Linked DNA regions of Homo sapiens: regions 1 and 2 are each linked to region 3. A link is an interaction called in ENCODE POLR2A ChIA-PET data of the cell type or tissue named here. Cell type or tissue: B cell. All regions are shown on one strand. Links, peaks and the distances in the headings refer to the core of each region. The heading gives the core; the rest is flanking DNA.

Region 1 (8,701 bases), core at 2,128-7,127, 160 kb before region 3:
GTTCCCACATATGAGTAAGAACATGCAACAAGAATAAGAACATATGAGAAAGGCAAACAGATATTTATCTTTCCATGCCTAGCTTATTTCATTTAATAACTTCCAGTTTCATCCATGTTGCTGCAAATGACAGAGTTTCATTCTTTTTTTTATGGCCAAATAGTATTCCATTGTGTATATTTACCACATTTTCTTTATTTATCCGTTTATCTGGCGATGGATGTTCAAGTTGATAGTTGATTCCATATCTTTGTGAATAGTGCTCAAATAAATATGGGCGTGCAGATATCCCTTTGATATACTGATTTCCTTCGAAAAGGACATTTCTTTCTTCCTTTTTTTTTTTTTTTTTGACAGAGTCTCGCTCTGTGGCCCAGGCTGGAGTACAGTGGTGCAATCTCAGCTCACGGCAACCTCCACCTCCCAGGCTCAAGTGATTCTCCTGCCGCAGCCTCCCGAGTAGCTGGATTTACAGGCAGGCAAAACCACACCCAGCTAATTTTTTTGTATTTTTTGTAGAGATGGGGTTTCACCATATGGCCCAGGCTGGTGTTGAACTCCTGGGCTCAGGCAATCCACCCGCCTCGGCCTCCCAAAGTGCTAGGATTACAGGTGTCAGCCACCACAACTGGCCTGGACCTTTCTTTATCTTACTACCTGAGCTCTAGAGTCTGGTGGGTTCTAATCCAGGTGAGATATTACCAAGAACTGGCAAACTCAGGGCAAATTTGAGACAGTATTCCTATAATGAATAATACCAGTTTTTGAATTCAATTTTTTCACTCTGGTTATAGAATAGCCCCAGTTTTTATTTATGGAACCCTACACCCATATACTTTATTATGGTCTAGCATATCTTCTATTGGGCTAAATTCTTAGAAAGAACAAAGTAAGCACAGTAGCCTTCCTGCCAGGCTAGGAAGGAAGCTGAGTAGGTAACTTCCTGCAGTATAATTCAAGGGATGTTAGAAGGTATCCTGCCTAAAGGTTAAGATCCCACAGAAATAGCCCGTAGCAGACACTCATCAAATATTTGTTTAATGAAGGGAAAAACAAATAAATTAATTGGCGTAAAGTCATCTTGCAGGCAAAATTAGAAAAGGATCATTTAGATATTCCTCTTAATTTATCTCCCTCATTTCTAATGGGGTCTACTTTTATCAGTGTCACGGCAGTGACAACCATTGTCATTAAAGAATATCATACCAGGACTCAGACAAGAATGTGTACACCTACCTTCTTAGAGATAAAAATATAACTGTGAATAATGATGGAACTTTCGAAAGTACATGAAATCAGTTCCTTGAGTGATGAAAAACAAAACATAATTCTCCTTGTTCAACCATGCTGGTGGCATTTCTATTTTATGAAAAACCTGGCCTGGTGTGGTGGCTCACTCCTGGAACCCCAGCACTTTGGGAGGCCAAGGCAGGCAGATCATGAGGTCAGGAGATCGAGACCATGCTGGCCAACATGGTGAAACCCCGTCTCTACTAAAAATACAAAAAAAATCAGCCAGGCCTGGTGGTGCATGCCTGTAATCCTAGCTACTTAGGAGGCTGAGGCAGAAGAATCACTTGAACCAGGGAGTTGGAGGTTGCAGTAAGCCGAGATTGTGCCACTGCACTCCAGCTTGGTGACAGAGTGAGACTCCACCAAAAAAAACCCAAAAAACAAAAAACAAAAAAAACCCCGTCACCATCATTTCTAAGTCACGGGTGCCTTCAAATATATTAGTCACAGGGGGCCCCTGGGTTGCACCACTCCAGGGACAACATGCATAGACACTACCATGTGAATAGCACCCTGGAGTTGTGTCACCCAACGCCCCTGTAGTTACTCTACTCTACTTGGCATTTATTGTTGATTTGTAGTAGCTTGTCCAAAACCTCAGTTCTTTAAGGTGTGGTTTAAGTTTTTCAAGTCTTGATCTCATATTAATTAGTAGGCTTGCAAAAAGTATTGCCTTACATTAATGCATATTTTTACTTTCTCCCTGCTTTTCTGGTTTATGGGGCTGGCGCTTAGGAAGAAGAATTTCGAGAAGAACCTAAATGCCTCGAGCTGGAGCAGAAAATGACATCAGGTAGAGTACATTCTGTGTGATTCCTTTTCCAGGCTGCTGTTGCTGACAGAAGTGCTTGGAGCATCCTAAGGCTTTTCAGATTGCAAAGGAAAACCTGTATGTTCCAAATGATTGGAAACATGACTAGAAATGTCACGTGTGATATATTCCAGGCACGACATCTGGACAATCTGGTTGTGATGCAGAAAATAGCTCGTTCTGTTCTTTGTCTTCTTTCTTTTATTGATTACAGTTCTTGATGAACAAACACTTGCAAAGAAGTAGATGATGATAATGATGAAAAAATTTCAAATTCAGTAACGCTAAACTAAGAAGTATCATTATTTACTGAAATATTTATGATTATCTTGGAAAACATTATTTAGATAAGTTTGCTGGGGTTTTTTTTATGTTTGTGTATGGTCAAGTATGCAGCTTCGCTAAAGTGATTTATGCCACAATAGGACGCCCTATGAGTTAATGAGGAAAGAAATAAATGACGAGTGAATTTATAACTTAGTTTATGACTGTGATCTGTAATGATAATGAGATGTAATCGTCATAAAATAAACATTAGTTGAATGGGCCTAATAATAATGAAAGCTAAATCTTAATACTCTCAGCCTCTATTTACCAATGGCTTTTAGTTTTAGTTTGGTGTTTTATGTGATTCGGTGTTAGAAGATGGCTCCAGACGTGTTTGCTGCTGGCAAAGGCTCATGTTCTTGTACTTTAATGGAAATTAGGGAGAAGAATTAAGAAATTGGAAGTGGTAATGAAAAGAGTATGCAAAGTGGGAGGAAAAGTAGCACCCTACTCTGGTATAGATGAAGGAGACACAATGAGCAATTAATCAGCTCCACCCTTTCCCTCTATACTATCTCCTCCCATCTCCTCCCAAGTTCCCTGTACCCCCATCAATTACCAACATTGCTTTAATTTAGTGCCTCTTCCTGAGACACTGTCCCCTTGCAGATCCTTGTACAGATGGCTCAGTTCAAATGTCCTGTCCCAGAGAAAACGTTCCCAACCATCTTGGCATTCTTCCAAATCACTCTTCATCCCATTACACATTTTTTTTTCATGATTCTCATTCCAATCTGTTATGGTTTGGCTCTGTGTCCCCACCCAAATCTCACCTTGGATTGCAGTTCCCATAATCCCCATGTGTTGTGGGAGGGACGCAGTAGGAGGTAATTTAATCATGGGGGCAGTTACCCTCATGCTGTTCTCATGATAGTGAGTGAGTTCTCATGAGATCTGATGGTTTTATAAGGGGCTGTTCCCACTTCACTCTGCACTTCTCCTTGCTACTGTCATGTGAAGAAGGACATGCTTCCTTCTGCTTCCGCCATGATTGTAAGTTTCCCGAGTCCTCCCTAGCCCTGCAGAACTGTGAGTCAATTAAACCTCTTTCCTTTTTAAATTACCCAGTCTCTTGCAGTTCTGTATAGCAGCATGAGAATGGCCTAATACACAATCCAAAATAATCTTTCTGTTAATCTGTGGTTTATTACAATATTGTCTCTTAGAGAGCAGGGACATTACCAGTCTTGTTTAATGGCATCCCTAGCACCTTGGACAGTGCCTGATACATAGTAGTAATTCAGTAAATTTTTGTTAAGTGACTCCCTCATGTCCATTATGGGCAAGACACTCTCTTACTGTCTGTAGTGGGGGTACAGGTGGGGTAGGTTTGACATAGGCCAACACTATGCTATTTTAGATTTCTGCGATATGAAAAAAAATATGACATGGCACTTGCCCTCAAGACAACAAATTATGTTCGCAATATGAGAAATCATGTGAAGATATCTATATAATCAAAGTTCTGCTGGGAACACTGAGGAAGGAGCAATTCAATTTGCACTGGGAAGCAGGATCAAACAAGGCCCCTTGGGGTTGATGATACTTGTAATGAAGATTGGAGTTTGAAAGCCTACTTTCATAATAGGGGCATAGTAGGGGCAGTGGTGGAGCTTACATATCATACCTTTGAAAATGACTCTGAGTACCACTTTTGCACATTTACCCTTGATCTTTCATTTCTCAGCCAGAGAAGAAGGCTGGGAGGATGGTCATTGCTGCATCAATGCAAATTCAGCCAACTCAAAGGCTTTGAATTTCCCAGCTGCTGTTATAAATGCTTTTATTTGCTCTCTTGGCATAGTGCCCACTATGTTCTGAGAACATTTGTTCACACACGTTGGGAGGACATCATTACTCACTAAAGACTTGCTAAGAAATGAGATGACTTTACTGAGTTCTTTTATGACACCTCAGGGTGAGAAATTAGACATCCCATTCTGAAAAATTCTGCTAGGGTTCCCAGCTCCTTAGGCCCTCAGTATGTGTTACTAGAGATTCAGCAAAGTGGTAAAGATTTCCCTCAATAAATGCATTTGGAGTTGGACACCTCCCTCAAAATAAATCTGCAGAAAAGAGCAAATGAAGTGTAGGTAGACATTTAGAATCCCAATTTATCTGTGATCAGCAGGTATGGTTTTACATTATTGACACAATAAAAGGCTTATTACTTTCCCTTCTTCAAAAACACCTAAAAATGCTGTTGTCTAACTGGAAATTTCAAGCAGAAAATGCAGTTTCTCATTATTTCTTAAAAATGCTTGGGTCCGCAGACTTTGGGGCTTGCTATAGAGCTCCTCTTCTTTATTCAGGATTTATTCCTAAATGTGTGTCTTTGCATTGCATCTTGCTTTGGGTGTACTTGTGTTTCTAGTTGTAGTTCATTCTATCCAGATCTCCCATATTGATTAACCATTCTTTAAAATCCTGTTAGGTGTAAGTTGTGTCTGCTAAATTATTTGAAAAGTATGAACATATACTATATTCATTCAAAAAACTTTTACTGAATGTCTACTATGTGCTAGATATTGTAATAGGAATTATGCTATATAGTGAAGAATCTGAGAATGAGGAGGAGGATACATTCTGAGAAATGTGTCACTAGGCAATTTTGTCATTGTGTGAACATCATAGAGGGCACTTACACAAACCTAGATGGTATAACCTACTACACACTGAGGCTATATGATGTAGCCTATTGCTTCTAGGCTACAAACCTGTATGGCATGTTATTACACTGGATATTGTAGGCAATTATAACACAGTGGTAAGTATTTGTGTATCTAAACATATCTCACCATAAAAGAGGTACAGTAAAAAATACAGTAGTATACTCTTATGGGTCCACTGTTGTATATGTGGTTTGCTGTTAACCAAAACATTGTTACATGGCACATGACTGTATTTAGAGTGGTAAATACGACAGACTTGACTCCATCCCTCATGGAATGTATGGAAAGTGAGAAATACAGCCATTAGACAAATAAAATGTGAGTTATAGAGAAATGGTAGCCTTTAAATAGTAAAATGTAAGTTTTAGAGAAAGCAGGATACTATGGAAGTCTTGCCTTCACAGAGCTTCAGTCAAATAGAGCCTTTAAAACATGAACACAGAGAGCTAGGAGAAAAGGTAGAATACAGCATGTGCTGAAACAGAGACATAAGTAGGGGGCCAGGGAGCACTAAGGAGGTGAAAGAAACCCAGCTGGAGGAATCCAGGAAGTTTTTCAAGAGAATGCACCATAAGAGCTGGGCCTTGAAGGACAGAGATGAAATTCATTTGTGAAGGGAGACACGTCAGCCAGGGTGTTTATAAAGCAAAACCCAAATACTGTAAATTGGATTCCAAGTGATACTTGCTTGGAGTTCAGCCCATTTTTTTTTTTTTTTTTTTTTTTTTTGGCTGATGATCTAATTCTTGGGCATCTGACACTTCATCCTGAGTTCTATAATTTGTATTCATATTCGTAGGAGCCACCCACGTGATAATGACAGACGAGTTAGGAGTGTGCTCTGTCCTTACCACCATTGTTACTGTCTTCTGCCCTCAGATAATTGTGTCTGTATACATTGGAGGCCTTTCTTAGTAGGTGATTGAAAGATGGAACCTTAGTGCCTTTCCCGGAATCAGGTAGCATTTCCTTGTCACTTTGTGGATATACTAGCTTCATGGATACATTAGCCCATTTATAAGAACTTCCTTTTAATGTGATGCATTGTGGTTTGCTGTCAATGGGTACCCCATTTCAGCAAGAGAAGTGCTGGGCAGATTCTGCAGGGAGATGAAGTTTACCGTCTACGACCATACCACCCTGAACGCACCCAATCTCATCAGATCTCGGAAGCTAAGCAGGGTTGGGCCTGGTTAGTACTTGGATGGGGGAGACGAAGTTTACCTTCTTTTCACACCTGCACTTTCTATGTTCCAAGCCTCCTCAGTGAGTGTATTAGTCGAGTTCTCTAGAGGGACAGAACTAATAGAATAGATGCATATATGAAGGGGAATTTATTGAGGAGTATAGACTCACATGATCACAAGGTGAGGTCCCACAATAGACCTTCTGCAAGCTGAGGAACAAGGAAGCCAGTCCAAACCCAAAATCTCAAAAGTAGGGAAGCCGACAGTGCAGCCTTCAGTCTGTGGCCGAAGGCCTGGGAGCCCCTGGCAAACCACTGGTGTAAGGCCAAGAGTCCAAAAGCTGAAGAACTTTGAGTCTAATGTTCAAGGGCAGGAAGCATCCAGCATGGGGGAAAGATGAAGACCGGAAGACTCAGCAAGTCTACTCTTTCCTCTTTCTTCTTCCTGCTTTTATTCTAGCCATGCTGGCAGCTGACTAGATGGTACCCACCCAGATTGAGGGTGGGTCTGCCTCTCCTAATCCACTGACTCAAACGTTAATCTCCGTTGGCAACCCCCTCACCAACACACCCAGAAACAATACTTTGCATCCTTCAATCCAATCAAGTTGACACTCAATATTAACCATCACAGTGGGGTTCCCTCCTCTACACCTTCGCTTCCCAGTTTCTCTATCATCAGAAGGGCATGCACTCAGGCACATACACATTGGTGCACTGTGTCACCTCTCTCAGCCTATTGGTATGTTAAGCCTCAGATCTACTTATGAAATGAGAAGATGTGTTGGTTATGAAAGGGATTTTAAACATCAACAAACAGGTAAAGAAGGACAGAGATCAACCTGGGCATCATGGTGAGACCCAGTCTCTACAAAAAAATTAAAAAATTAGCTGGGCATGGTGGTGCATGCCTGTGGTCCCAGCTACTGGGGAGGCTGATATGGGAGGATCACTTGAGCCCAGGTGGTCGAAGCTGCAATGAGCCATGATTGTGCCACTGCACTCCAGCCTGGGTGAGAGAGCGAGACCCTGTCTCCAAAAAAAAAAAAAAAGACAGGTCAGAGGTCAGATGAAGGGAGAATTGCCTCCAGCAGCAGTTACACAGCGTGGTTGGTCACTTTCTCCACCTGAGCATAGAAGGCCCTGAATGATGGGAGCAGTCAATGAAGACTCCGTTCGACTGTGTGCTCCCCAAAAGCAGGGATTATGTCTATTTAAAAGTGAGGTGAGGTTCTTTATTGCAAGGTGCCATTTTAAAGATGCGTTGCAATCCCTTCTATATAATATTCAATGCAAAAATAAAGAACATGTAAAAAACTGAACCTGGGCTATGTTTATAACTCCACATAGGGAGAAGGAAGAATGAGGTAATGGTGATACATTGGGTGGAGACTCTGCAGAGGAAAATTTTCCATACTTAAGAGTTCCTATGATGTGGTCAGGATGCTGTTCTGATAATAGAGACTAAAACAAAGATCCTTTACTAATAGTGACAAGGGAAAGGCCACAATGCCACAGACAGAGAGAACTGCATGTCAGCGAGAAGGCACAAATTGAAGCCTCACTATGTGACTCTCTGAGGGTGAGCCAGTTATTCGAAGTTGCTGAGGACAGGGATAGTCACTGGTTTACCTGTTCTCACCTGGGCTTATGCCTCATTTCTCAGCAGCTGCCAAACCAAAATCATTCTCTTCCTGAACTAGTCAGAGTTCTCCAGAGAAACAGAACCACTGGGACATAGATATAGAAGGAGATTTATTATGAGGAATTGGCTCACATGATTTTGGAGGCTGAAAAATCCCACGATCTGCCCTCTACAGACTCGAGATCCAAGAGCCCCAGTGGTGAAATTCTAGTCCAAGTCCAAAGGCCTGAGAACCAGGAGAGCCAATGGTGTCAGTTCTGGAACAAGGGCAGGGAAGACTGATGTCCCAGCTCAATCAGTCACACAGAAAGAAGAAGGAGAGAATTCCTCCCCCTTTCCCCTTTTGTTCTATTCAGACCCTCCACAGATTGGGTAATGGCCACCTACACTGGGGAGGGTGATCAGCTTCACTGAGTTTACTGATTTAGATGTTCAACTCATCTGGACACACTGTCTTGGACACATCCAGAAATAATGTTTAATCTGGGCACCCCTTAGCGCAGTCAATTTGACACAGAGAATCAACCATCACACTTTTCTGGTAAATTAGTCCGTTCTTGCATTGCTGTAAAGAACTACCTGAGACGGGATAATTTATAAAGAAAAGAGGTTTAATTGGAACACAGTTCTGCAGGCTGTACAGGAAGCGTGGCTGGGGAGGCCTTGGGAAACTTACAGTTGTGGCAGAAGGTGAAGGGGAAGTAGGCAGGTCCTACATGGCTGGAGAAGGAGGAAGAGGGCGAAGTGGAAGGTGCTACATACTTTTA
Region 2 (5,000 bases), core at 1-5,000, 360 kb before region 3:
GTAAAGTTCATATGGAACCAAAAAAGAGCCCACGTTGCCAAGTCAATCCTAAGCCAAACGAACAAAGCTGGAGTACCTGACTTCAAACTATACTATAACGCTACAGTAACCAAAACAGCATGGTACTGGTACCAAAACAGATATACAGACCAATGGAACAGAACAGAGCCCTCAGAAATAATACCACACATCTACAACTATCTGATCTTTGACAAACCTGACAAAAACAAGAAATGGGGAAAGGATTCCCTATTTAACAAATGGTGCTGGGAAAACTTGGCTAGCCATAGGTAGAAAGCTGAAACTGGATCTCTTCCTTACACCTTATACAAAAATTAATTCAAGATGGATTAAAGACTTAAATGTTAGACCTAAAACCATAAAAACCCTAGAAGAAAACCTAGGCAATACCATTCAGGACATAGGCATGGGCAAGGACTTCATGTCTAAAACACCAAAAGCAATGGCAACAAAAGCCAAAATTGACAAATGGGATCTAATTAAACTAAAGAGCTTCTGCACAGCAAAAGAAACTACCATCAGAGTGAACAGGCAACCTACAGAATGGGAGAAAATTTTTGCAATCTACTCATCTGACAAAGGGCTAATATCCACAATCTACAAAGAACTCAAACAAATTTACAAGAAAAAAACAAACAGCCCCATCAACAAGTGGGCGAAGGATATGAACAGACACTTCTCAAAAGAAGACATTTATGCAGCCAAAAGACACATGAAAAAATGCTCATCATCACTGGCCATCAGAGAAATGCAAATCAAAACCACAAGGAGATACCATCTCACACCAGTTAGAATGGCGATCATTAAAAAGTCAGGAAACAACAGGTGCTAGAGAGGATGTGGAGAAATAGGAACACTTACACTGTTGGTGGGACTGTAAACTAGTTCAACCATTGTGGAAGACAGTGTGGCGATTCCTCAGGGATCTAAACTAGAAATACCATTTGACCCAGCCATCCCATTACTGGGTATATACCCAAAGGATTATAAGTCATGCTGCCATAAAGACACATGCACACATATGTTCATTGCGGTACTATTCACAACAGCAAAGACTTGGAACCACCCCAAATGTCTGATAAGGATAGACTGGATTAAGAAAATGTGGCACATATACACCATGGAATACTATGCAGCCATAAAAAATGACGAGTTCATGTCCTTTGTAGGACGAAGCTGGAAACCATCATTCTCAGCAAACTATCGCAAGGACAAAAAACCAAACACCGCATGTTCTCACTCATAGGTGGGAACTGAACAATGAGAACACTTGGACACAGGAAGGGGAACATCACACACCGGGGCCTGTTGTGGGGTGGGGGTAGGGGGGAGGGATAGCATTAGGAGATATGCCTAATGTAAATGATGAGTTAATGGGTGGAGCACACCAACATGGCACATGTGTACATATGTAACCAACCTGCACATTGTGCACATGTACCCTAGAACTTAAAGTATAATAAAAATATATATAAAAATAAAAAAAAAAGTAAGTGGTGCTATGCAAAAAAACAAAGAAAACCAAAAAAAAAAAACCAACCTTGGAAAATATTGACTTTTTTTTTTTTTTTTTCCGGAGACAGAGTCTTGCCCTGTCACCCGGGCTGGAGTTGCAGTGGTACAGTCATAGCTCACTGCAGCCTCAAATTCCTGGGCTCCAGCGATGCTCCAGTGATCCTCCTGCTTCAGTCTCCCGAGTAGCTGGGACTACAGGGGTGTGTCACCATACCCAGCCAACTTTGTTTTGGGAAATCCAAGATTAAGGTGCCAGCAACACAGGCCATTCTGAGGTCTCTTTTCGTGGCTTGTAGGTGGCCACCATCTCACTGTGTCCTTACACAACCTCTTTTTTGGTACATTTTGGTGGGAGGGGGAGGGAGGGTGGTTAAGAGCCAGCTTTCTTCTCATGACAACAATAATTCTATCAGATCAGGGCCCACCCCTGTAACTCCAATTAACCTTAATTACTTCCTGAGATGTCTCATCTCTAAGGCCTTCTAAGTGAGTTCAAGCACCTGAGTCAAAATGGATTAAACTCCCTATTTCTTTGAGTGCATCTCAGGAGTTGTTAAAGAGGGTAAGAGTGAGAGAGGCAGAGAAGGCAAAAAAGAAGAGGAGGGTGGGGAGAAGCAGCAGACACAGCTGCCTCTGCTTATAATGTCACAACCTTAGAAGAGGTTATTAAGAGCAAGTCATGCTCTGTGGACACAAGAAGAAGGGAGGTGGGGAGAGGAAACATTAGAAAAGGACTAAGCCTGGGTTAGGGGACAGGACTGTTACACTCAGTTTATGATAGACACCTTGTTCAGATGATGCCTGATAATCATATGCCTCTGATTCCCCATAGAGACGACTTGGGACCTACTGATAATCAGTGGTCCTGAAGAGGCCACTGACAGCTCCTCATCCAGAGATGAGAGGATGAGTTGGAGCCAAGTAGCTAAGGCACTCCTTTAAGACCAATGCCAGCAAAAACTAGGACTGCTCCCCTTTTCAGTGTTTATGTTAAAAGGGGTCAGTTTGTTCAGACGATATAGGTCAGGTAGAGAAGTCTGAAATGGTCCATCTAATCTTTCATGCTCAGTTAGCATAAATAATATAAAAATTATAAATTATTGCAGAAAAAAAGAATACCTCCTCATAACCAAGTAAGTTATATCCCAGGTATACAATGATAGTTCCATATTAGGAAATTATTAATTCATTATATAGCTTTAAGATACATAAAAACAACGTCATAAGATCATCTCACTGGTGTCCAAAAATACATATGTAAAAATACAACACCCACTTCATATTAAAACGCCTTTAAAAATAGAAAAGGCCAAGCGCAGTGGCTCACACCTGTAATCCCAGCACTTTGGGAGGCTGAGGTGGGCGGATCTCTTGAGCCTAGGAGTTCAAGACTAGCCTGGGCGACATGGTGAAACTCCATCTTCACAAAAAATACAAAAATTATCCAGGTGGGTGTGGTGGCATGTGCCTGTGGTCCCAGCTACTTGGGAGGCTGAGGTAGGAGGATCACCTGAGCCTGGGAGTTCGAGGCTGCAGTGAGCCATGATTGTGCCACTACACTCCAGCCTGGATGACAGATGACAGAGTGAGAACCTGTCAAAAAAGAAAAGAAAGAAGGCCAGGCACAGTGGCTCATGCCTGCAATCCCAATACTTTGGGAGGCCGAGGTGGGCGGATTACAAGGTCAGGAGATTGAGACCATCCTGGATAACACAGTGAAACCCTGTCTCTACTAAAAATACAAAAAAATTAGCCAGGCGTGGTGGCGGGCGCCTGTCGTCCCAGCTACTCGGGAGGCTGAGGCAGGAGAATAGCGTGAACCTGGGAGGCGGAGCTTGCAGTGAGCTGAGATCGTGTCACTGCACTCCAGCCTGGGCGACAGAACGACACTCCGTCTCAAAAAAAAAAAAAAAAGAAAAGAAAAGAAAGAGCTTTCTCAATATGATAAAATCTATTTTCTTGGGGCTGGGTGCTGTGGCTCACGCCTGTCATCCCAGCACTTTGGGAGGCCGAGGCAGGCGGATCACGAGGTCAGGAGATTGAGACCATGCTGGCTAACACGGTGAAACCCCATCTCTACTAAAAATACAAAAAAATTAGCCGGGTGTGGTGGCAGGCGCCTGTTAGTCCCAGCTACTGGGGAGGCTGAGGCAGGAGAATGGCGTGAACACGGCAGGCAGAGCTTACAGTGAGCCGAGATCGTGCCACTGCACTCCAACCTGGGTGACACAGCTAGACTGTCTCAAAAAAAAAAAAAAAATCTATTTCTTTTTTTTTTTTGAGACAGAGTCTCACTCTGTTGCCAGGCTGGAGTGCAATGGCGTGATCTCGGCTCACTGCAACCTCCACCTCCCGGGTTCAAGCGGTTCTCCTGCCTCAGCCTCCCAAGTAGCTGGGACTACAGGCGCGCACCATCACGCCCAGCTAATTTGTGTAGTTTTAGTAGAGACGGTGTTTCACCATGTTGGCCATGATGGTCTAGATCTCTTGACCTTGTGATCTGCCCACCTTGGCCTCCCAATGTGCTGGGGTTACAGGTGTGAGCTACCGAGCCTGGCTGATAAAATCTATTTCAAACCAATTACCAGTAACCAATGTTTGTTGGTAAAAGTCTCACAGTATTCCCCTAATAAAAGGAACAAAAGAAGGAATCCAGCATTCACAAAAATATTTAAGTTCTGGCCAGGCACAGTGGCTCATGCCTGTAATCCTAGCACTTTGGGAGGCTGAGATGGGTGGACTGCTTGAGCCCAGGAGTTTGAGACCAGCCTAGACAACATACAGAGACCCCATCTCTACAAAAAATACAAAAAGGCACACACCTGTAGTCCCAGCTACTCAGGAGGCTGAGGCGGGAGGGTCGCTTGAGCCTGGGAGACAGGGGTTGCAGTGATGTAACATTGAGCCACAGCATTCCAGCCTGGGCTTCTGTTTGTTTTATATTTGATTGCTATGATCAGAACTTACATTTGTTTTTGGACAGAGTCTCAAACAAAAGGGACACATCTTAGAGAAATGTCTCCCCACTTACAGATACATCTTCTCCCAGCACCCTCAACCACCCCATTTTCCTATTGCCCTTGTAACACAACTTGAGAGTTGTCTATACTTGTCTCCAACACCTCACCATCAATTCAATATTAAACCTGCTCCAGTAAGGCATTTATCTCCACAGCTCCCCTACAATTGCTCTGACAAGCCATTCCACATTGCCAAGTCCAAGGGTCAATCCTCAAGGAGGTTAAGCCTCACCCTACTATACCTCTGGCATCACAGGGCAGCTGCTCTCTCCCTTCCTTAAGGATATGTTTTTGCCTGCCTTCCTGGTTCTCTTCCTTCTCACTGGCTGGTCCGGTGCCAGATGCCCTTCTAGCTTGCAAATGTCCCAAGATCCCATCCTGGGATCTCTTCTGTATTGTGGCTCTGCTTCCCCCATGGGTACACCTGTCCAGTTTCATGGCTTT
Region 3 (8,701 bases), core at 2,297-7,296:
TGGAAGTCCTTCAAGCTTATTCTTTTGTTTTTGTGGGGTTTTGGTTTTTTTAAAAGTAAAATATTGCTTTTGACAGTTATGGCAGCATCCTTACTTTGTTACAACAATAGGATGTTTGGGGCCATCCTAATTTTTTTTTTTTTTTTTTTTTCTGACGCAAGACATAGGACTGTGTGCCTTTCAAGAAGTCCTGGTTTCTTTTTTGATGAAGAGTAGAAACAGAGATGATCTGGCACTAGAGGTGCACAAGAGAGTTGCTAGTGGACAAAAGTGTCCTTGCACCTGTAGTAATGACAGAGCTAAAGAATGTGAACTCATCCTTGTTTTTCCATTTCAACCCTTTATGTGGTTCTACCTTATTTTTCTTATGAGATCTTATTAAACCAGAAATATTTCCATTACACTTAGAAAGATTAGTTGCGATATTTTCTTTACAGATAAGAGTTATGAAAGGGAATTTACCAGACCAGATACCGAAACACACCTTCAAGCAACAGTAATTTAACTGGCCCAATATTGTCTCAGAGAAGACAAATTGTTCAATGGAGTGGCATAAAAAGTCCAGAAAATGACTGACTTGCGTGTCAAAATTTACAATGATTGAGGTGGGATTTTATTTCAGATCAGTTAGGAAAGGGTAAACAATTCAGTGAAAAGTTTTGGGGCAACTGGAACGAAACAAATATATATTCCTCTACATAAGAATCATTTCCAAGTTTATTAGTGTTCAGCATAAAAATAAAACTGTAGAATTATTAGAAGAAATTATAAGGGAATATTTCTATAATCCTAGTGTTGGAGGAGGCTTTCCTAAGCATAACATTTAGCCCAAAATCTATAATGAAGAAAACTGACAGATTTAACTAGTGAAAATTAAATGCTTTTGTACAAGAAAGATGTAAGAAAGGTTAAGTGTCACAGACTAAGGCATATTACATATACAGCAATACCTGGATTACATACAGAATGTCTGTAAATGTTAATCCAGTAAAAATATATATATATATGAACAGGTAATTCACAGAAGATGGAATACAAATTGTCGATCAACATATGAAGAGATGCTCACTCACTACTATCAGGAAAATGCAAACTAAACCAACAACGAAGTAACTTTATACAAATATTCACAAGGCAAATATTTAAAAGACTGATAATAGCTATGGTTGGTGAGGATGTAGAGAAGCATGTATTATATATACAACATCAGGGGAAGTGCAAATTAGTAAAGCCAATTTAAAAACATATTTTCACATGCTCTAGAATGGATATAACAAAAACGATATACAAATACAAGTGTTGACTAGGATGTGGAAAACTTGAATCCCTTGTTTTATTGCTGGTGAAAATGTAATGGCATAGGTACTTTGGAAAAGTTTGACAGTTTCTTAAGGAGTTAAACAGATTTATCATATGACCCAGCAATTCCGCTCCTAAGTATTTACCCAAGAGAAATGAAAACATACAACCACACACAGAGTCTTGCGCACAAATGTTTATAGCAAGATTATTCATAATAAAGTGTGGAAGAACCCCAAAGGTCCAAGAATTGATAAATGGACAAGCAAATGTGGTATGGCCACACAGTAGAATATTCTTCAGCCATAAAAAGGAACAAAGTACCAATAAATGCTACAACATGGATAAACTGTGAAACAATAAAACTTAAAAAAGTGCACATATCTTTTGACACGCCAATTGCATTTCTAGGAATGTGACCTTAAGAAATACTTATGTGCATAGAGATTGTTCTTCAAAGACATGTGTGGCCAGGTGTGGTGGTGTGCACCTGTAGTCATAGCTACTCTGAAGGCCAGGGTGGGAGGATCACTTGAGCCCAGGAGTTCCAGACGAGCCTGGGCATCATAGAGCAAACATTTGTTGGGCAAACATTTTTTGTCTCTAAAAAAGAAAAAAAGAAATATTTACAGCATTTATCATAATTTATCTTGCAAGCACCCTGCTTATCTAGTAGTAGTTTGCTAGATTAAGTCTAGTACATTCCCATTCTCTTTATGGACTATAATGCAGCTTTTAAAAGAACAAAATATATTATTATACATATACATAAATAAGGCTTTGAAGCTATACCCCATGAATATGTACAACTATTTTGTATCCAAAATAATTAAAAATAAAAAAATTATAAACTAAAATTCCTGAAAATAAGTATTGACCCAAATAGCCTATAAACTGAAAGAGAAAATGATATTTCTCTTAGAACACACTTTCATTTTTCTCCCTGAAGAAACCTGAAAACATTTATGGACAGACCTTTTTGTTTTTCTGTTTGGATTGACCTGAAATAAAATTTTTATTATCAACAACAAAAAGCAAGCTGTGGAACAATAGACATATGATCTCATTTATATGAAAAAAATTTTAAGTATTCATATCCATACATCTATACAAATGCTTGCAAATAGGACTGGAAGTTTACCCAACATATTAACAGTGGCTACTTCTAGGGGAGGGAAGGAATTTAAGGCCAGAAATAGAGTGGCTTCTGTATGTAATCTGCATATTTGTGATCTTTTTTTTTTCCCAAGACAGGGTCTCACTGTCGCCCAGGCAATGAGTTGATCACAGCCCGCTGCAGCCTCAACCTCCCAGGCTCAGGTGATTCTCCTACCTCAGCTTCCCGTGTAGCTGGCACTACAGGCACTCGCCACCACACCTGGCTAATTTTTCTATTTTTTGTGGAGACGGTCTCTGACTATCTTGCCCAGGCTGGTCTCAAACTCCTGGGCTCAAGCAATTCACCCTCCTCAGCCTCCCAAAGTGCTGGGATTACAGGTGTAAGCCACCGCGCCTGACCAATATCAGTATGTATTTAAAATTGTATACAATCAGAATGAGTCCCTGAATCACGAGTGTTTAAAACGGCATAAAAGCAAAGCTTAGAAACTAAGTCTGCTTAATACAAAACTATCCCTTAAATTCTAAACACTGTTAATTTCATAATTATTGACGTGTACAGTGAACACCCCATGAAAGAATACAAGAGCGGTTTCAATGTTCCCCAAACATGCAGACCTATAGTTGAAATCATCGAAGGGAAAAAAGATCTAGCGAAAAAATAGAAGCTCTGACTCCAGAGCGGCACTGAGAAATGTTTCGAGCTTTTGCCAACCCCGTAAGGGTGGAACAAAGACCTGAGCTGGGGCTCCTCGTAAGTGACCCGAGGGGTGTAGGTTTCGCCATGAAAACAGCATTGCCCTTTAGAGTTTTCCGCTGCTCCTGGGACTCCAGTGACTGCGGTTACAGCCCTCTGGTTTTCCTCCTATTGTTTTCATTGGCCGGGGTCTAAGCGACTTGGAAGTGAGGAATCGGGAGCTCTGTAATGAAATACTGCTACTCGGTGCGCGCAGGGCCCTGGGAGAGCTCCAGCTTGGCCAGTCAAGGTCTTCTTGGCAGATGTTCTTTCTTGGATGACGATGGAATTCTCTTTCCCTTCTCCCTTGATACCAGGTGGGGCCTTCATCGTATTACTAAGAGTCGATTTATTACTCTTTCCGCTCCTTCTGGTTGAATACTTGAGATAGACGCTTAGGAAAGGAGCTAGCCAAGCCCTGGAGAAATGCTGACTCTTTGGATTTAATTTATGAGGCCTAATAGAAGCCGTCACAGAGGCTGGCTAAGGGTAGAATTAGCAGCAGAGAGTAGAGGCTGCAGCCTTCCCTGCTGTGACTTCATGGTTGAAGCTTGAGGTGCAATCTCATGGGGACCTCCTTGGTTGGTTGTCCGTGGTTATTTACTCATTTAAGAGGTTCCAGGAAATAATGGCACCTGTGTTAGCCAGGTGCCAACAAACAGTGAAAGTAGCATGATTAAAAACATTTACTGTGAGGCTGGGCACAGTGACTCAACGCCTGTAATCCCAGCACTTTGGGAGGCTGAGGCGGGCAGAACACTTGAGGTCAGGAGTTCAAGACCAGCCTGGCCAACATGGGGAAACCCCATCTCTGCTAAAAATACAAAAATTAGCAGGGTGTGATGGTGCGTGCCTGTAATCCCAGCTACTTCTGGAGGCTGAGGCAGGAGAATCGCTTGAACCTGGGCGGCAGAGATTGCAGTGAGCTGAGATTGCGCTACTGCACTCCAGCCTTGGTGACAGAGCAGGACTCTGTCTCAAAAAAGAAAAAAAAAAATGCCACCCAGGAGGGAAATACCTTACACAACAGGCTGTGAACCAGAATCAGGGTTTGGAGGATCCTCCATTAGAGCTGATAGCCAGCCTATAAGCTCAACGAAGAAAAATTCACTGTGCAAAGTCACATGCATGAAGGGAATATTCTAGCTGCTGCAATGTGGCTTTAATTCAGTGAGTTGGTGCTTTGCTCTCTAGGGGAACTTGCTGGAGTTTGCTCTCTTTCTTTCCATTCCCTTTTCCTTCCTCAGTGATTTCAGTGTTTCTCAGAGATAAGCGGTCAGATCAATTAGGCACACGTGCTTACTGAATATGTTGACAAGATATCTCGCTAGGAGCTAGTTCCAGCACTGGAGGTGTTTATAATCTTGTTCAGAGATGAGACATTGCATAAGATGTAATAAATAATAAGACATGAAATAAAATGCCACATGAATACTTCGAAGATAAGAACTATAGGAGCAAATTAAGAAAAGAAAATACACACACTAAATCAAATGGTTTTATTGTTAGATAGATGTTCGTATTAATGTTCTCCGAGGGAAGCCGTGGAAATTAATGGTTCAAATGATGTTTTAAATTAAATGTAAATTTTATTTCTTCTTGATCTTCCTCTGTGCTTCCCAGACTGTTCTTCAAAAAAATATGACTGAACAGTTTGAAAAGCCAGGTTTTTTGTGAGTAGCAGTAATAGGACACTGGGGAGAGGGAGAGCAGGAAGTGGGAACAGCAAATAAGCCTGCTGCCTCCCCGATGCACAACTGCTTGCAGTGTTGCTAGGAAACACCTGTCGTTTATATCCAAAGAACTTCCTGAGGTGCTTGAGGTTAGGCTATGGGTGAGTTTTGATTTGCGTCCTAGCATTGAAATCTGAAGACCTGTGTGGTTTGCTGTGGCGTAGTCAATAACAACGAAATGGCTGGCTGTCCCCATGCACCTGCTGCGGGTACCTGGTTGCAGGAATGAATGGGGCTCTGGGGAAGTGTGTGTTTCCTGCTCAGGCTGTGTGTTTATCCATTTTCATCACAATGCCCAGCATTGGGAATACAATGCTGAGCAAAATCATATCAGCCTCTGCCTTTTTGGAGCTTAAAATGGAGTGAGGAGACAAATATTATTCAAAGAATCACAGAAATGCATGTAAAATGACAACTGTAGTGAGTGGTACAAAGAGAAGGGCAGGGAGCTGTGAAAACAGGTGCCTCTGCACCTAATGGCTGATGAGCAGAACATTAGTCTCCAGCCATTGCTGCTCTCCATGTGCCAGGCACCATGCTCAGTGCTTAACATTTGGGATCTAATGGAATTCTCACCATATTCCTATGGGGGGAACCCTGTTGTCATCTCTACTATAGAGGAGAGGGAACTGAAGGTCACCAAAGTTAAGTACAGTGGTCCCTGCTTCTCCTTGGGGGTAAATTCCAAGACTCTCATTGGGTGCCTGAAACCATGGATAGTACCAAACCCTTTATATATTATGTTTCTTCCATCTGATAACCAAGATGGCTACTGAGTGACTAATGGACCAGTAGTGTAGACCTCGTGGATATCCTGGACAAAGGGAAGATTCCCATCCTGGGTGGGATGGGGTGAGATTTCATCACACTATTCTGAATGCCCTGTGATTAAAAACTTATGAATTGTTTATTTCTGGAATTTTCCATTGAATATTTTCGAACCGTGGTTGACTGTGGGTAACAGTCAAGCCATGTAAAGTGAAATCGCATATTAAGGTAGACTACTGTAACTGAACTGAAGGCCTTCTCCTCCAAAATTTCGCCCTCATCCACAGTCCCAGTCTTCGTAAATGGCACCACTTTCCATCCAGTCCTGTAATTTGGAAATTTGGGAGTCATCTTTGACCCAGCCTCACCCTCCATATCCAATGGAGTTCTTTCCACTCTACCTTGTAAATATCCAGTGAATTTCTCCACTCCTCTGCAATCCCACTACCCATTTTAGAACAGCAGCTTCCTGGTGGGTCCTCCTGTCACTTTTGCCTCAGTCTGCTTTGTGCTCTCCAAAGAAGTCCAAATGATCTTTAGCAAAGGCAAATCTGACTGTGTTCCTCCCTTGCTTGAAGACTTCCCATTGATTTTAGGGCAAAGACCAAAATCCTTAACATGGCCTCCAGGCCCATCATGCTCTGGCCCCTGCTTGCATCGCCAACTCCTCTTGTACCTCTGCCTTTGTTCTCCTTGTTCCAGACTTACCAGCCTCCTCTCTGCTCCAGGGCTTTCCCACCTACCAACTGCCTTTCCTCAAAGTTCTCATTCTCCCCTTTGTGCTTAGTTAACTCATGTTGGACCCTTAGATCCCAACTTCCTTAGGGAAGCTTTCTGAACTGTGCAGAGCAGGTCAAATCAATCTCATAACACAGTTTTACTTCTTCTTTGCAACATTAGGTAAATTAATCCTTGTGTAATTACTTAATGTCTCTCTTATGTATATGAGCTACGAAGTTGGGTATAATATCTGCCTTGTTCACTGCAGTATTCTCCATTTAGGGCTTGGCATACAGTAGGCACTCAACACATATTTGTTGAATCAATAAGTGAACTTCCCAGAGTTCACATGGTCAATATATGGCAGAACCAGGACTCAAATCCAGTTTGACTAATATCAAAGTTTATGCTTTTAATCACTGTATTCTACTATTGTCCTCTATGCCGCCACCATGATAATGTCTTAAAGACATTAAGAGCTTGAGCACAAATTTACTGTATACAGAATGAACCTTTGTGTTCTTTTCAATAGAATGTTGGGCAGCAGCTGCCTCTCAAGCTGACTGTTGCTTTTTACCTGTTCTCATATGTGATTCTACTGAAGTGAGCCAGGAAAAGAGCTAGTGATAAAAATCAAGAGGTCTAAAATAATTATTCTTAGTCAAAAAGAAGATAGATTAAAAATTATTCTTAGCCAAAAAGAAGATAGATTAAAAAGAGTGGAATTTTAATTGGATAACCTAGAAGAAGTGGATAAATTCCTAGAGACATCTAACCTATCAAGATTGAATCATAGAAAAGTAGACAGTCTGAAGAGACCAGTAATGAGTAAGGACTTTGAATCAGTAAGAAAAAAACAAAAAACAAAAAAACAACTCTCTCATCAAAGAAAAGCACAGGGTCGGGCATGGTGGCTCACACCTGTAATCCCAGCACTTTGGGAGGCTGAGGCCAGTTCAACACCAGCCTGTGGAACATAATGAGACCCCTTCCCATTAAGGGTAATTGGTGGCTGTCCTGGTTACTTGGGAGGCTGAGATAGTAAAAACACTTGAGCTCAGGAGTTTGAGGCTGCAGTGAACTATGATCGTGCCACTGTACTCCAGCCAGGGTGACAGAGTGAGACCCTATCTCTTAAAAAAAGTAAAAACTCAAGGCCTGATGGATTCACTGCTGAATTTTATCGGACATTTAAAAAAGAACTATTACTGATTCTTAAACTCTTTCTGATAGTTGAAGAGGAGGAAACACTTCTTAAATCTTTTTACAAGGCCAGTATTACCTTGATATCAAAGCCAAAAAAAGACATTACAAGAAAAGAAAATTACAGGCCACTATTCTTGATTAACATAGATGCAAAAATCCTCAACAAAATGTTAGCAAATGGAATTAAACACCACATTAAAAGGATCGTCCACTATAATCAAGTAGGATTTATCCTTGGCATGCAGAAGGGGTTCAACATACACAAACCAATAAATGTGATACATCAAATTAACAGAAGGAAAGACAAAAATTATATGACCATTTCAATGGATGACAAAAAAGCATTTGACAAAATTCAACATTCTTTCATGATTAAAAAAGATGCGTACCAGCTACTCTGTGCACGTTGCCTATGGAGTAGCCTTGTTTGCAAGAAGTAATAATTTGAAAAAGAAAGAAAGAAAGAAAAACTCTTACCAAACTAGGTGCAGAAGGAATGTACCTCAATATTATAAAGGCCATATATGAGAAGCTCACACCTAACATTTTGTGCAACAGTAAAAAACTGAAAGCCTTTTCTCTAAGATCTGCAATAAGACAAAGATGCCCACTTCTTGCCATATGCAACATATTATTGGAAGTCTTTGCCAGAGTTATTAGACAAAGGGAAGAAATAAAAAGTAAGATAACCATTGGTGAGAAAATGATCTTATATATAGAAAATCTTACAGATTTTACCAAAAAACTGTTACAGCTAATAAACAAACTCGGTAAAGCTGCGTGATACAAAATCAACACACAACAGTAGCATTTCTATACACTAACAGTGAACTATCTGAAAAAGAAATCAAGGGAATAATCCCATTTACAATAGCTGCAAAAAAAGAGAAGATACTTAGGAATAAATTTAACCAAGGAGGTGAAAGATTTGTACACTGAAATTTATAAAACAATGATGAAAGAAATTGAAAAAGAAAGAAATTGAAAATAAATGGAAAGATATCCTGTTCATGGATTAGAAGAATTAATATTGTTAAAATGGCCATACTATCCAAAGCAACCTACAGATTCAATGCCATCTCTATCAAAATTCCAATGTTTGAAGCTTGGTCTAGGAGAA

The links. Peaks named below come from ENCODE experiments on the same cell type or tissue, not always from the same donor. Only the 100,000 strongest peaks of a DNase experiment are listed, where the experiment ranks them.
Region 1: POLR2A ChIA-PET joins it to region 3 with 7 read pairs; 2 of 35 experiments call an interaction of 5 or more read pairs at or near these places.
Region 2: POLR2A ChIA-PET joins it to region 3 with 6 read pairs; 4 of 35 experiments call an interaction of 5 or more read pairs at or near these places.

The regions. Positions count from the first base shown.
Region 1 is chr10:14,661,019-14,669,719 of GRCh38, reverse strand. It overlaps FAM107B (family with sequence similarity 107 member B), which reads left to right. Exons shown (of 5, transcript NM_031453.4): 2 at 2,029-2,086. It also overlaps the pseudogene RNA5SP302. Among named protein-coding and RNA genes, the nearest start is that of FAM107B, 110 kb to the left of the region's middle. In B cell, for the core only: no CTCF peak of the experiment used is centred there; no DNase peak of the experiment used is centred there.
Region 2 is chr10:14,860,827-14,865,826 of GRCh38, reverse strand. All of the region lies in intron 10 of HSPA14 (heat shock protein family A (Hsp70) member 14), which reads right to left. It also overlaps a transcript of SUV39H2-DT not described here. Among named protein-coding and RNA genes, the nearest start is that of SUV39H2-DT, 15 kb to the left of the region's middle. In B cell, for the core only: no CTCF peak of the experiment used is centred there; no DNase peak of the experiment used is centred there.
Region 3 is chr10:14,503,651-14,512,351 of GRCh38, reverse strand. No RefSeq gene overlaps it. Among named protein-coding and RNA genes, the nearest start is that of MIR1265, 71 kb to the right of the region's middle. RefSeq lists enhancers at 5,121-5,180, 4,426-5,697. In B cell, for the core only: no CTCF peak of the experiment used is centred there; a DNase peak (open chromatin) is centred at 5,071.